4 separate regions of the Homo sapiens genome follow, and all the other regions are linked to region 3. The links are chromatin contacts, found by Hi-C in ENCODE. All regions are on one chromosome and are shown on one strand. Each heading gives the region's core, a stretch centred on a gene start or an enhancer-like site at or near the end of the contact. The rest is flanking DNA. Distances are from core to core; before and after follow the strand shown.

Evidence for each region. A loop is a pair of places that touch in the nucleus more often than their neighbours do. Pooled maps may share reads with other maps.
Region 1: a map of CD8-positive, alpha-beta T cell shows a loop between it and region 3 (9-fold over the local background). The contact joins the promoter of ABRACL here to the promoter of IFNGR1 in region 3. A Hi-C loop is called at or near these places in 1 of 168 maps with a recorded cell type or tissue (CD8-positive, alpha-beta T cell), 1 of 37 single-sample maps with no recorded cell type and 6 of 50 pooled maps.
Region 2: a loop to region 3 is called in a map of CD8-positive, alpha-beta T cell, with 22 times the contacts of the local background. The contact joins the promoter of CCDC28A-AS1 here to the promoter of IFNGR1 in region 3. A Hi-C loop is called at or near these places in 4 of 168 maps with a recorded cell type or tissue (CD4-positive, alpha-beta T cell, CD8-positive, alpha-beta T cell and naive thymus-derived CD4-positive, alpha-beta T cell), 1 of 37 single-sample maps with no recorded cell type and 15 of 50 pooled maps.
Region 4: a map of ascending aorta shows a loop between it and region 3 (3-fold over the local background). The contact joins the promoter of AHI1-DT here to the promoter of IFNGR1 in region 3. A Hi-C loop is called at or near these places in 2 of 168 maps with a recorded cell type or tissue (ascending aorta and vagina) and 15 of 50 pooled maps.

Annotation. Positions count from the first base shown.
Region 1 is chr6:139,027,307-139,030,006 of GRCh38, forward strand. It overlaps ABRACL (ABRA C-terminal like), which reads left to right and starts at 1,439. Exons shown (of 3, transcript NM_021243.3): 1 at 1,439-1,569. RefSeq lists silencers at 1,603-1,762, 2,023-2,392, 2,442-2,632 and enhancers at 2,286-2,580, 2,403-2,700.
Region 2 is chr6:138,772,428-138,775,127 of GRCh38, forward strand. CCDC28A-AS1 (CCDC28A antisense RNA 1) reads right to left here and starts at 1,276. Exons shown (of 3, transcript NR_161205.1): 1 at 1,088-1,276. CCDC28A (coiled-coil domain containing 28A) reads left to right here and starts at 1,342. Exons shown (of 6, transcript NM_015439.3): 1 at 1,342-1,475. RefSeq lists enhancers at 393-1,067, 1,068-1,741, 1,105-1,154, 1,175-1,234, 1,595-1,654.
Region 3 is chr6:137,217,943-137,220,642 of GRCh38, forward strand. It overlaps IFNGR1 (interferon gamma receptor 1), which reads right to left and starts at 1,443. Exons shown (of 7, transcript NM_000416.3): 1 at 1,301-1,443. The coding sequence starts at 1,385. RefSeq lists silencers at 624-673, 1,134-1,353, 1,394-1,623 and enhancers at 1,083-1,813, 1,664-1,913.
Region 4 is chr6:135,496,449-135,499,148 of GRCh38, forward strand. It overlaps AHI1-DT (AHI1 divergent transcript), which reads left to right and starts at 1,353. Exons shown (of 6, transcript NR_152842.1): 1 at 1,353-1,552; 2 at 1,956-2,069. It overlaps AHI1 (Abelson helper integration site 1), which reads right to left and starts at 1,292. Exons shown (of 29, transcript NM_001134831.2): 1 at 1,135-1,292; 2 at 740-801. RefSeq lists silencers at 1,003-1,062, 1,413-1,632.

The sequences.
Region 1 (2,700 bases), core at 189-2,688, 1.8 Mb after region 3:
TATTTTTCTTGAATTATATATTTTTTGCCTTATGTCGACTGTGAAAGATATAAACTATAACTTCTCACCTTTCTTTTGGTGAGAAAAAAATAGGCCTCAATCATTTTGGTAACAATATAAAACAAGTAAAAGAAAAAAATAGGTCTGAAAAGATCTTGGAGTCACCTTAAACTTTATCTGCCATGAGACACTTAGAAGAATCAGACCTTTGTTGAAGATTACAGAACAGAGACTCCTTCAGTCACACCCAGGAGACAGGTATTCACCGTAAAGACTAGAATGAAGCGTGGGAAGTGGATGGATCCAGTGCAGCCCCAGGGAACTGAACACTCACATGCCCCTGGGAAGCAGGTCTTTGTTGCTCTCCTTCCATCACTTGGTCTCAGCTTGTCTTTGACTGGCTTCTACCACTTGTGCCTCCACCCAACCTGCTGCTACATTCTCCTGGTTTCTGCTTACTCAAATGTTTTGCATCCGAAGCCCATTTTGGCCCCTTCTGCCTTACCCTCTCTTAGCTCCAACCTTTCTCTTACATCAGACAGCTCCGTCTCTGCATTCTCCACTTTCCATTTCCAAGGGAGTGTCTGATTGGCTTACTAACTATCAGAGTCCGTGTTTGATGAGAACTGTTTGCTCCAGGTCACCTCACAGGATGATGACTACATCACGGATTGTGCGCTCTTGGGTCACGCGATCACTCTTAATTTAAATTAGCTGGGCTGGGGGTGGGGAGGGGGTAAGGAACGTTTTTTGTAGTTATTTGTGCAACCCCTGCTCTAGAAATAGTTTGGGTAACTGTTTCCTTTCCAAAAGGACTCTCTGGGTACGGTAAGCATCTCTCTCTCACACACGCATATATTAAAATAACAGTGACTAAAACAAAGGGAGCATGAATAAATTGAATTATGAAGTTAAATGTATGAAATAATGAATGAACAAGGGAAGAAACCGATACTGACCCAGGGTCAACAACTATCTATGTCCAAGTAAAATTTCTTTGCAGTCTGACAAATTGGCTTTCAAGATTGCATTTTGTTTTGCGAATTAAGCCATTTTTAAGTCATGAGTCGTAGTTTTCTGGAGGCCCCCGGCATCCGGAACCCATGAATGCCACGTTCTTTCTAGCAGCCTTCAGCAATTTGAGGGCGCTTTGTTTCTTACGTTGGGAGAGAAATCCATCAGGAAATCGACGCCCAGGATCAGATGCAGATCCTGGGATCCTTGGCTCTGAGTAGCACGGTGGAAAAGTGAGGTAATCCAGGCTCTGGGCCCGTTTTCCTAGGAGCCCAGGGCGCTTCACCTGTCTGCAGTCAGCCCCTTTCTTGGACGTCTCCTCCCCTGAGTTTCCTCCTCATAGGCTTGTCCCTGGGAGTGTGGGCGGCCCCTTTCTTGAGCGCAGAAACACTTACTTTTCCCCCTACCCTGCTCCTCCTCCTCCACAGCCGTCTTTCTCTTTGCCTCAGCCACTTCCTTCCTTGGCCTCACCCTCCCCAGTGCACTGAAGAAGGTAACCGGGTCCAGACCCACGCGGCGCCAGTTCTCCGGCGGGAAGGAAAACCGCGCAGAGAGGTGCGTGAGCGCCCGGGCAGATGTGGCTTAGGTAGCAGGGATGGACTGGGTGTCCGTGGTGCGCCGCCGGGCACCGCGGGCTGCGGTGAGAGTCGGGTCAGGAGGGGGCCGGGAGGGGGCTCAGGGCGCGCGGAAGCTGCGACCGGCTGGGCCGAGACCTCGCGGGTTGGGGTCCCGTGGGGCGCGCGCCGCCCACGCCCCCACCTCTCGGGTCGACTTCCGCACTCGGCTCACGTGACGTTTCGCCGGCCGGGGGCGGACTGGGAAGCCGGCAGAAATGGAACGATTTTTACCGCGGTGCGACGTGTCGGCTTTGCACTTGGCGGTGGTTCAGGAGCCAGTTCTGCAGAGCTGGGTGGGGAAGGGCTGGGGGCGAGAGGAGAGGCTGCCCCGAGGAACGTGGTGGCCTCAGGGCAGTGGACTCTGCAGCGCCGGAGGTGGGTGCGGCTCTGTGCGCTCCAGATCAGGGGGTGCAGAGTCGTGAGGGGACACCAGGGGCTCGTGGAGCCCGGGGCAGGGTCCGTTTTCGTCGCCCGGGTTGGGTGCTCGCTCTCGCGGCGCTTCGGGGCGCCCGGGCCACGGGGGAGGCAGACCCGCGGCGCCGGGCCGGGAGCTGCGGAGACAAAGACTTCCGGGACGCGGCCCTTCCCGGGCGCCAGCGGTGCCGCCCCGCCACGGGGGGCCCAGCCCCGCGCTCCCCAGCCCTGCACTGGTGCCGGCGGTGACCGTGTGATGATGGGCTGCAGGGCACGGGGTTAGGGGACCTCTACCAGGCAGAACCCCAAGCTGGTAGCAGAATGGCCAAATATGGAGTGAGCGCGCCCCAGACCGGAGGGAGTAAGGAGCCCAGTCACCCTTTGACCCGCACCAGCTGCTTGTCCGCGATTGCGAAGAAGGGCTGGGAAAACGTGCCCAGCCCGAGTGTGTAAAGTTGGTTCCTGATTCCGGACATACCTATTCCAGTAGGCTTTATTTCCTTGGATATTAGAAAATCTCCATGCATTGCCTCCAAACTTTTGAAAAATAACAATGCCCTGAGGGTCCTTAAATACATTCTAAAGTGTGTATTGGTGGTGAGTTTCGGGTTCTGCCCAGTCCTCCGACTTTCCGCTTCCTTTGTGTTTCCCACGC
Region 2 (2,700 bases), core at 26-2,525, 1.6 Mb after region 3:
ATATTTATCAATGTGGATAGCTCTCAAAAACACAGAATTTGGTGAAAAAATCAAGTTGCAGATCAATACACAAAATATAATAGCATTCATGTAAAACTTCAAATGCCCCAAACCATTCTACATATTGTTTATAATACATAGTAATAGTTTAAATATAGAAACCTAGATTGGCAAGATACATATCAAATTCATGATCCTGGTTGCCTCTCTGAGGGTGGTAGTAGAATGGGACTGAGAATAGGGAACACCTTCTTTATCTGTAATGCTCCATTTCTTTCATTCATAAATCTGTTCGTTCTGGATAGTGGGTGCGTTGTTTATTCTGTGCTTTTTTTTTTTAACATTTCAATAGTTTTGTTTTTTTTTTTTAAATGGCGGGTGGCGGAAGAACATCCTATCCTAGAAGCCAAGAGACTGGGGTTGTCTTTGCTCTGCCTTTTCTGGCATGGATACAATCTCTAGATATGGTTTCCCCATTAGCTAATGCGGGGGGTGCTATGTGGTGTTCCTCCAGAGTCCCTTCAATCTAAGGACCTGTGAATCTAAAACCTTCCCACCTCCCACTCCAACACCGGGAAGGCTACCCAGACCAGGCAATGAAACGTGCATTTCTTCCCTCATTTAAGATAGATCTCTTTCTCTCAGCCTGCAATTCCTTCTCCAGAGGCTTTAAGTATAGTGGAAGTAGAACTATCTTTGACGACAGAGAGACACCTGCATCAATTAGCCTTTCTGAGCCTCAAATTCCCCATTTGTAAAACAGAGAGTATAACACCTACCCATAAAATTGTAGAGAGGTTTAGATACACCGTTATGTGTAGGGCCCGAACAGAGTAGCTATTAATAGTGGTAACAGACTCTCAATTAGGGGCTCAACATCATGGTCGCTGAACAGAATCACGGTCGCTGAACAGAATCACACTCTTCACGCCGCCTTGGAGCCAAAATTAGTTTAGCCGCGAGAAGTCCGGGCAACCAATCGGAAACAACCAAGGAACAGTTGCATGGCGACACTCTGGTTCCGCCTTCGGGCATGCTCGAACAGCATTCTGGGAATTGTAGTTCGGGGGGGGAATCTAACACTCACCGAGGGGCGGAGTAGCTTCCGGAAAGGGTACTGCATTTCCCGTTTCTACCTCCACTGCACCCGCTTATTGCGTCTTGCTCCTGGGTCACAGAGCCTAAAACGACACACCCAACACGCCCGCCGGAGTTACAGCTAAAGGAAGGACAGGGGAAGCAATGAAATGCCGAGGGCGGAGCCAAGAGCGACACTGGGGGAGCAGGAAAAGGCGGGGCTTCCGCTTGGGGCATGGAGGCTGTACCTCTTACGTCACTTCCGTAAACAAACGGAGCTGCGGAGGAGCGGGTCCCGGGATGTGACCGGGGCTCTGCTTGTGGCTGCGGCGGTGGCTTCTGAGGCTGTCGGGTCTTTGCGGGTTGCGGAAGGGGGCCCCAATACCCTTCTTCTTCAGGTATGTAGTGGAAGCAAAGGAACCTCCGCAACCTGCCCCTTTAGGCCCTTCCCACCACTCTGGTCACTGCTGGGTACTGGGCGGTGAAGGGTCATCGCTTCGGTAGATTGGGGAAGGGGAATGAGGTGATGTCAAGAGGGATGCCCAGTGGTACTGCTTGGAGGCAAGACCTGGCACTTAAAACCACTGTGTGAATAAGTAACTATGAGCAGTTTACTTATTATGCCTTCTCTAAAACATTCTTTGCTGTTTGATATACAGGAAGGGTTTCAGTGCTCTTGTGACAGATGTAATTTTCCAAAAACGAGGAAATCGCGAGTGCTGGCTCCGCAGAATATTGTGGTTTAGACCACCACTGGTTTATTTGCATTGCTTTACTTCCTAGATTTTTTTTTCTTGTACCACCAAGTGTGTATTAGCATCGTTAAATTTCAGGCCAGCGTGTTTATGCGTATCATACATTTTTACAGATCCTTGCCTCTTCAGAGAACTAATCGTCTCTATTCAGTCATCTTTCAAACTCTCATTTAATTTGTGTTGCATGTTGAAACAACACCAGAATTATTGTTCTGTTACAAAAAATGCTTCTTAAAAGAAAAATTGTTAGCCAAGGTTTAAGTGGATTGACACCCAGTGGTATCTGGGATTAGAGACTGGGCATTGGAGCCTTTCCCAGAAAGCCTCTTCTTTGGCAGTATTGTAGCTCCAGTTGTAATTGTCTAGCGTCAGCCAATTTAAGCTCAGTGGTTTAAATTCCAGTGCCAGTGGCACTAAGTCCAGGCAAAAGGAAAAAGAAAAATTTATTGAATTCATCAAATAATTATTTTAAGCGACAGCAATGGGTTTGAATCTTTTTGAATGGTCATGGCATGCCTAAATTAAACACAGCATGCCAAAAACGGCCTAATGTTTCTAGAAGGCAATTTACAACCTGATGAGGTAGAGATAGCCATATAAATTCATCTTATGATATATGAAATAATGAAGTTAAGAAAAATTTAACACTATGCACAAATAAAGTATGGAAGGGGTTTTTTTGTTTTGTTTTGTTTTGTTTTGTTTTGTTTTTGAGACGGAGTCTCGCTCTGTCGCAGTGGCACCATCTCGGCTCAGGGCAAGCTCCGCCTCCCGGGTTCATGCCATTGTCCTGCCTCAGCCTCCTGAGTAGCTGGGACTACAGGCGCCCGCCACCACTCCCGGCTAATTTTTTGTATTTTTAGTAGAG
Region 3 (2,700 bases), core at 193-2,692:
TTGTGAAGTCTTCACTGACTTCCCTAAAAGAGACAAGCACCCCGCCTTGCTTTCCACTAGTCTGTGCCTAAGTGCAAGCTCTTACCGCAAAGTACTGCAACTGCCCATGTGGATGACTGACTAGAGCCTAGAAGAGCAGTTAAGAACTTGGACTCTGGAGCCAAATTGAGCAGCTCCCCACTGAGTGGCTATGACCTCTCTGCCAGTTGGGCAGGCCTCTCCGTAACTCAATTTCTCGTCCATAAAGAGAGAGACAAATAACGCCTACTCCAGAAGATTGTTGTGAACACAGAACCAAAACGTGGACCTTTCAAAGTCCCTATGAATCATAAATCATAATAAAAAAAAGAAAACTGAATTGAAAAGGTTTACTGTTTTCTCTGGAGCTCGTAATCACAATTACTCTGCACTTCAGAAAAGCCACCCTCAACATTTGTTTTCTAGGAAATGTCAATAAGCAGGTGGAAATAAAATGCTCCGAAGAACAAACCCGTACGAAGAGACCTACTGCCAAATCTGCTAGTGAGTGCCGGCAATCCACCACTTCCAGACTGAGACCTAAGACGGACTGCCACTTACTTCTCAGCTGCCACTTACTTCTCAGCTGGCGACATAATGCATACTTTCCTACCCTAAGCACTTTGAGTCCCCCCCCCCACCCCCGCTAAGAAAGAAGTATTTAAGCCACGAACTGAGACCACGATGCCACATGCTGATCAGGACACTCACAGTCATGCGTCACTTAACGATGGAGATCCGTTCTGAGAAATGGAGAAATGTCCCCTTAGGCAATTTCTTCGGGCAGTAGAAACCCAGACAAACCCAGATGACACAGCCTACTGCTCTTAGGTCATGAACCTGTACAGCCTGTCACTGCACTGAACACTGCAGGCAACCGTAGCATACTAGTGAGTATCTGCGTATCTAACCATAAAAAAAGGTACAGTAAGAAGACGATATTATAATCTTTGAGACCACGCTGTCCCACATTGACCAGCAACGTCCTTCTGCAGCGCATAATCGTATTTAAAAGTGGATTACAAGAGTCGGAAAAACAAGCGGCGTGATTTGTTGTGGCGGCAACCAGGGAAGAGGCAGGAGAAAGGCAACCGACGAGTTCAAACCACGGAGCCCCAGTCTCGCGACCCCACCTCGCGTCCCCGTCGCCCGCTCAGGGCCCGACGCAGGGGTCCCGGGCTAGGGCGACCTCGGAGAAGCGGGGCGGGGCTTCCCGGCTGGGGCGGATCCCTCCCTCCCTCTCGTCCCGACCCGGCCGCAGCCCTGCCGCGAACGACGGTACCTGAGGACGGCCCCAGATCCGCGGTGCCCATCTCAGCCCTGCTCACACCCTGCATGACAAGGGGTAGGAGAAAGAGGAGAGCCATGCTGCTACCGACGGTCGCTGGCTCCAACCCCGAGCGCCTGCGGGACCAGCCCAGCACTGCCCTCCAGCCCCGGCCTTACGTCACTTCCGTCACCGGGGTCTGTGCCGGCGTCGGCAGGAGGCGGGACCAGGGCGTGGGCGGGGTCAAGTCCGGGAAGCCGCAGGAGGCGGACTCAGGCGCAGCACCCAGCAGTGAGCACGGCGTCGTGCGGTCGGGACCTGGACTTCTGGGTGTGGGAGGAATTTGAGTGCAAAGGTTAAGGTCTTTCAACCTGGCACCCCATTCTGCAATTCTTCTTCCAGTTTTTTTCGGTTTCCTGGGGTTGTGCAAGTTTGCATTAGGCCACAGCCGAGCCACAATCCTTATTTTACTAACTCTTGGACTTCACCTGGTTGTCTTGGAGCCTGACATTTTTAGAAGAGAATGAGACTTCAAAAGCCATTTCCAGTCCCTGCTTTTTCATTTGAGGAACCTGAGACTTAGCTAGTGAAATGGTTTGTGCAGATTCCCACAGCCCAAATCAAATCGGCTTGACCAAGAACTACTTTGTTCTTGGAGAAAAAAACTATTTGCATTACCTTCTCAGCAATTCAGTGTCAAATCAGTTTATCAGGCAGCCTCTCATGAAGAGGTCTGCTCTCTTACCTCTCTGGGTTTGTCTGTTATTTTGCATCTCTCCTATTCCACTGCAGCCACATTGCTAAGTCCTTCAGCGCTTGTGCTCAAACATGCGAATGTCTAATGATCTCACCTGTTTCAATTCTCTGAGTATCATGAACTTTTGTTAAAAATTTTAAATTGCAACACACCTTCTCCTCCTCCTTACCCCGCCCTACTGTTTTTTCATGGCACTTTTCACCTTGCTGTACACTATAATATACACCTTGATATTTGTTTTCTTCTCCTTCTAAAATGTAAGCTCCGTAGAGCTGACATCTTTACTTGGCACTCAATTAGTATTTGTTGAGTGAAAGACTGCATGATTACTAGTGTTAAGGAAAATTTTTAAAGAGGGAAAATCCTTATAAAGACACTATATAAACTAGAGGTATTATCAGCCAGATCATTTTACTTGTATTAATAAATCTCTTAGCTCAGTACTTCTCAAACTTCAACATACATGTGAACCATCTGGGGATCTTGATAAAATGCAGATTTGGATTCAGTAGTTCTAATTCAGGTTGGGTCTTGAGATTTTGTATTTCGGACAAAATGCACAGGGGATGCTGGTGCCCCTTTCAACAGGACCACACTTTGAATCAGAAGAATTTAGCTCAATCTAGACTAAGTTTAGGGAGAATATTTCCTTTGATGT
Region 4 (2,700 bases), core at 103-2,602, 1.7 Mb before region 3:
CATGATAGAATTAACGGCTAATATTTGATTAGTAACCTCTGCAAAAAATCAGATAGGACTTTAAAAGACACCTCTGATTCTTATATATTCCATTATTTTACAACTTCTCCCTCACAAACCCTTTCACAGGAGCGTCTAAGAGATATTACACAGGAAAATTAAATGGATTACATTTCATCTCATTTTATTTTACAGACAACCTGATTATCAGCCAATATGTGGCTCAATATCATTGGGAGAAAAAACTGAGAGGCTTGATAATTCGCTCCTTAACCAAATGTTATCGCAAGGGAAAAAAAGACAAACAAAAATCCTGTATACAAAATTCAATGAATAAATCAACAAGATTCTTCATAAGTAAACAAGATTCTAACTTCATAAATATTATTCCTCATAAACAAGATTCTAGGTATGGTTTAAAAACACTTTTGGTATTTGAATTTCTTTCAAGCATTCTTTAAAAAATTTCCCAGAGTACTCATAAGAAGCAATCTTCCTCCTAACGCCCAAGCAGTAACAGCAACTGTTAATGCAACAGGTGAAAAAATCGTTGGCATCTCTTTCTCAAAAGAAAGGGGAAAGCTTTATTTTCACAATAGATGTTTTTACAGGAATGCTAAACGCAGCACAACCTTTGATAAGGATTCTTAAATGGTCTACATTTTTGTTCTATTTTTATGCATCTCGAAACAACCCTATTAATATAATTTGGCTCTTATAAATATAACAAATTGATCACCTTTTCTCAGACATAATTAAGAAGGCTTTGACAGGTTGAAGATTCAGCCCCAGGTTGACACTCTAAAAGGAAATAAACACACTCAGTACACATCTGATTTAAAAGCATTTAAATAAGAATCGGGAGTAGGAAAGGCAAAGATTGAATTCTCTATCAGAGCACCATGCTCAACTCTCCGGGGACACGGAGACCAGTGAAAGAAGCGCAAAAGTACGGTGAGGACTCTCAGAAATCGCATTCCCCCGGGACACCCGGCCCACGCTCGTCGGTCACTACGCTATCAGCCTCCGCGCTCTCGGACTCCAGCAGCCCCGACACGCCGCCCAGGAGAGGGCCGGGCAGGCCGAGCACCCCGGCCCGCGCTCCCGCCACCAGCGCACCCATGATGTACTCACGGAGAGGGGTACGCAGAACCGCCCGTCCCGCCGGAGCCGACACCCGGAGCAGTGCAAATCAACTCCCCCAGCCTAGCGGCGCGTGCGCGAAGTGAGGCGGCCACGCAGCCACCTAACCCGCCAGCGACCCGTGTCCTGAAAGCAAGCCGCGGCTCTGTGCCGCAGTGCGGACAGCGCGCCGCCTGCTGACGTCAGCGCCTGCCTACGCCGCCGTTCCCATGGCGACCGATGCGTCCCGCGCTCTAGGCGAAGACCGCGGCCCCGTCCCCGCGCCTCCACCGCCTTCTTCCAGGAGGAGGGGCCGTGCGGCGCCTGCCCGGGGGCCCTCAGGCCGCAGGCGGGCGCGAGCTTCAGGGAACTTAGGGGGCTCCCGCCTCCCCGGCCACGCGAGCGGGAACAGTCTCCTCCACTCGGAGCGGTAAGGGACCCGGAAATGCGCGGGTGCCCCTACAGAGTCTTGAGTTTTCCCCGCCCTCACCTCCGAAAATGCTCTTTTCGCCTTAGAATTGTAGCTAGCGCAGGGAAAAACTGACTGGGCAAAGGAAAACTGGGGAGGCTGTCATGGAAGCCGCCCAGAATAAGAAAATGAATGAATGAGGCAAAGAAACAGATTTGTCACTCCCCACGCGATCGCGCCCACAAAAGAAAACATGGTTTTAAGGCGTGGAAAATGAAGTTGTACTACAGACAAAATTTTAAGAAAAAATTATCCACTGTTCCTTTAGAGCTATCTCCCTGTGTGTGAAAAACAAAACAAAAGTTAAAACGCCATCCTTTTCTACACCTAATGCTCCCTCCCACTTTTCTGATTTCTGCCACAGGCGCCATCTTCAGCTCTGAGTCACCAGGGCTGGAAAAATACTAGATGCGCTACTCGTGGACTCGTGAATACACTCGTGAATACAGGCCATTTCCTGTACCTACAGCCACCCGCTGTAAGCTGTTGCTTCATTTGTACAGTAAGAGTTTATGGAGGCCAGCTTTTCCATTCTTACTGACATTGCCACACCTTACAAACTATATGTCTTGTGCTTCCCTAAATCCTGTGAGGAAGCAACGAGAAAGATTACTAATCCAATGCGTACCGAACTGAGCTGTTCAACTTTCCGTTCTAAACATACTCTCCTAGATTTCTATCTTGCTGTAAGCCACCACAATCCTCCCAGTGTTTTAGTAAGAACAGTAGAGTATCCTAAATGCATCTTATGCCAAAGCATATCCATTCTCTCTTTTTAACTTCCTCAGATGGGCCCTTTACCAGTTCTCTGACTCCAGTTTGACTCTTAAATTCTCCACACTGCTATCAGAATGACCTGACTAAAAATGTAAATCGGATAATGGCACTCTCCTGCTGAAAATTTTTGAAAGGCAATCTGTAAGAGAAAATGATTACTTTGCCTAGGATACAAGATTCTCCATCTCCCTGACTAGTTTCATCTCTCGTTAGCTTCTTGTTCCAATTTTATGCAATATTGAATCATGTGTACCATGCAGTTTTATGCAACATTGAATTATGTGTACCATGAAAAACAATCCATAGCCTTTCACGCCCCGTCCTTACTCATA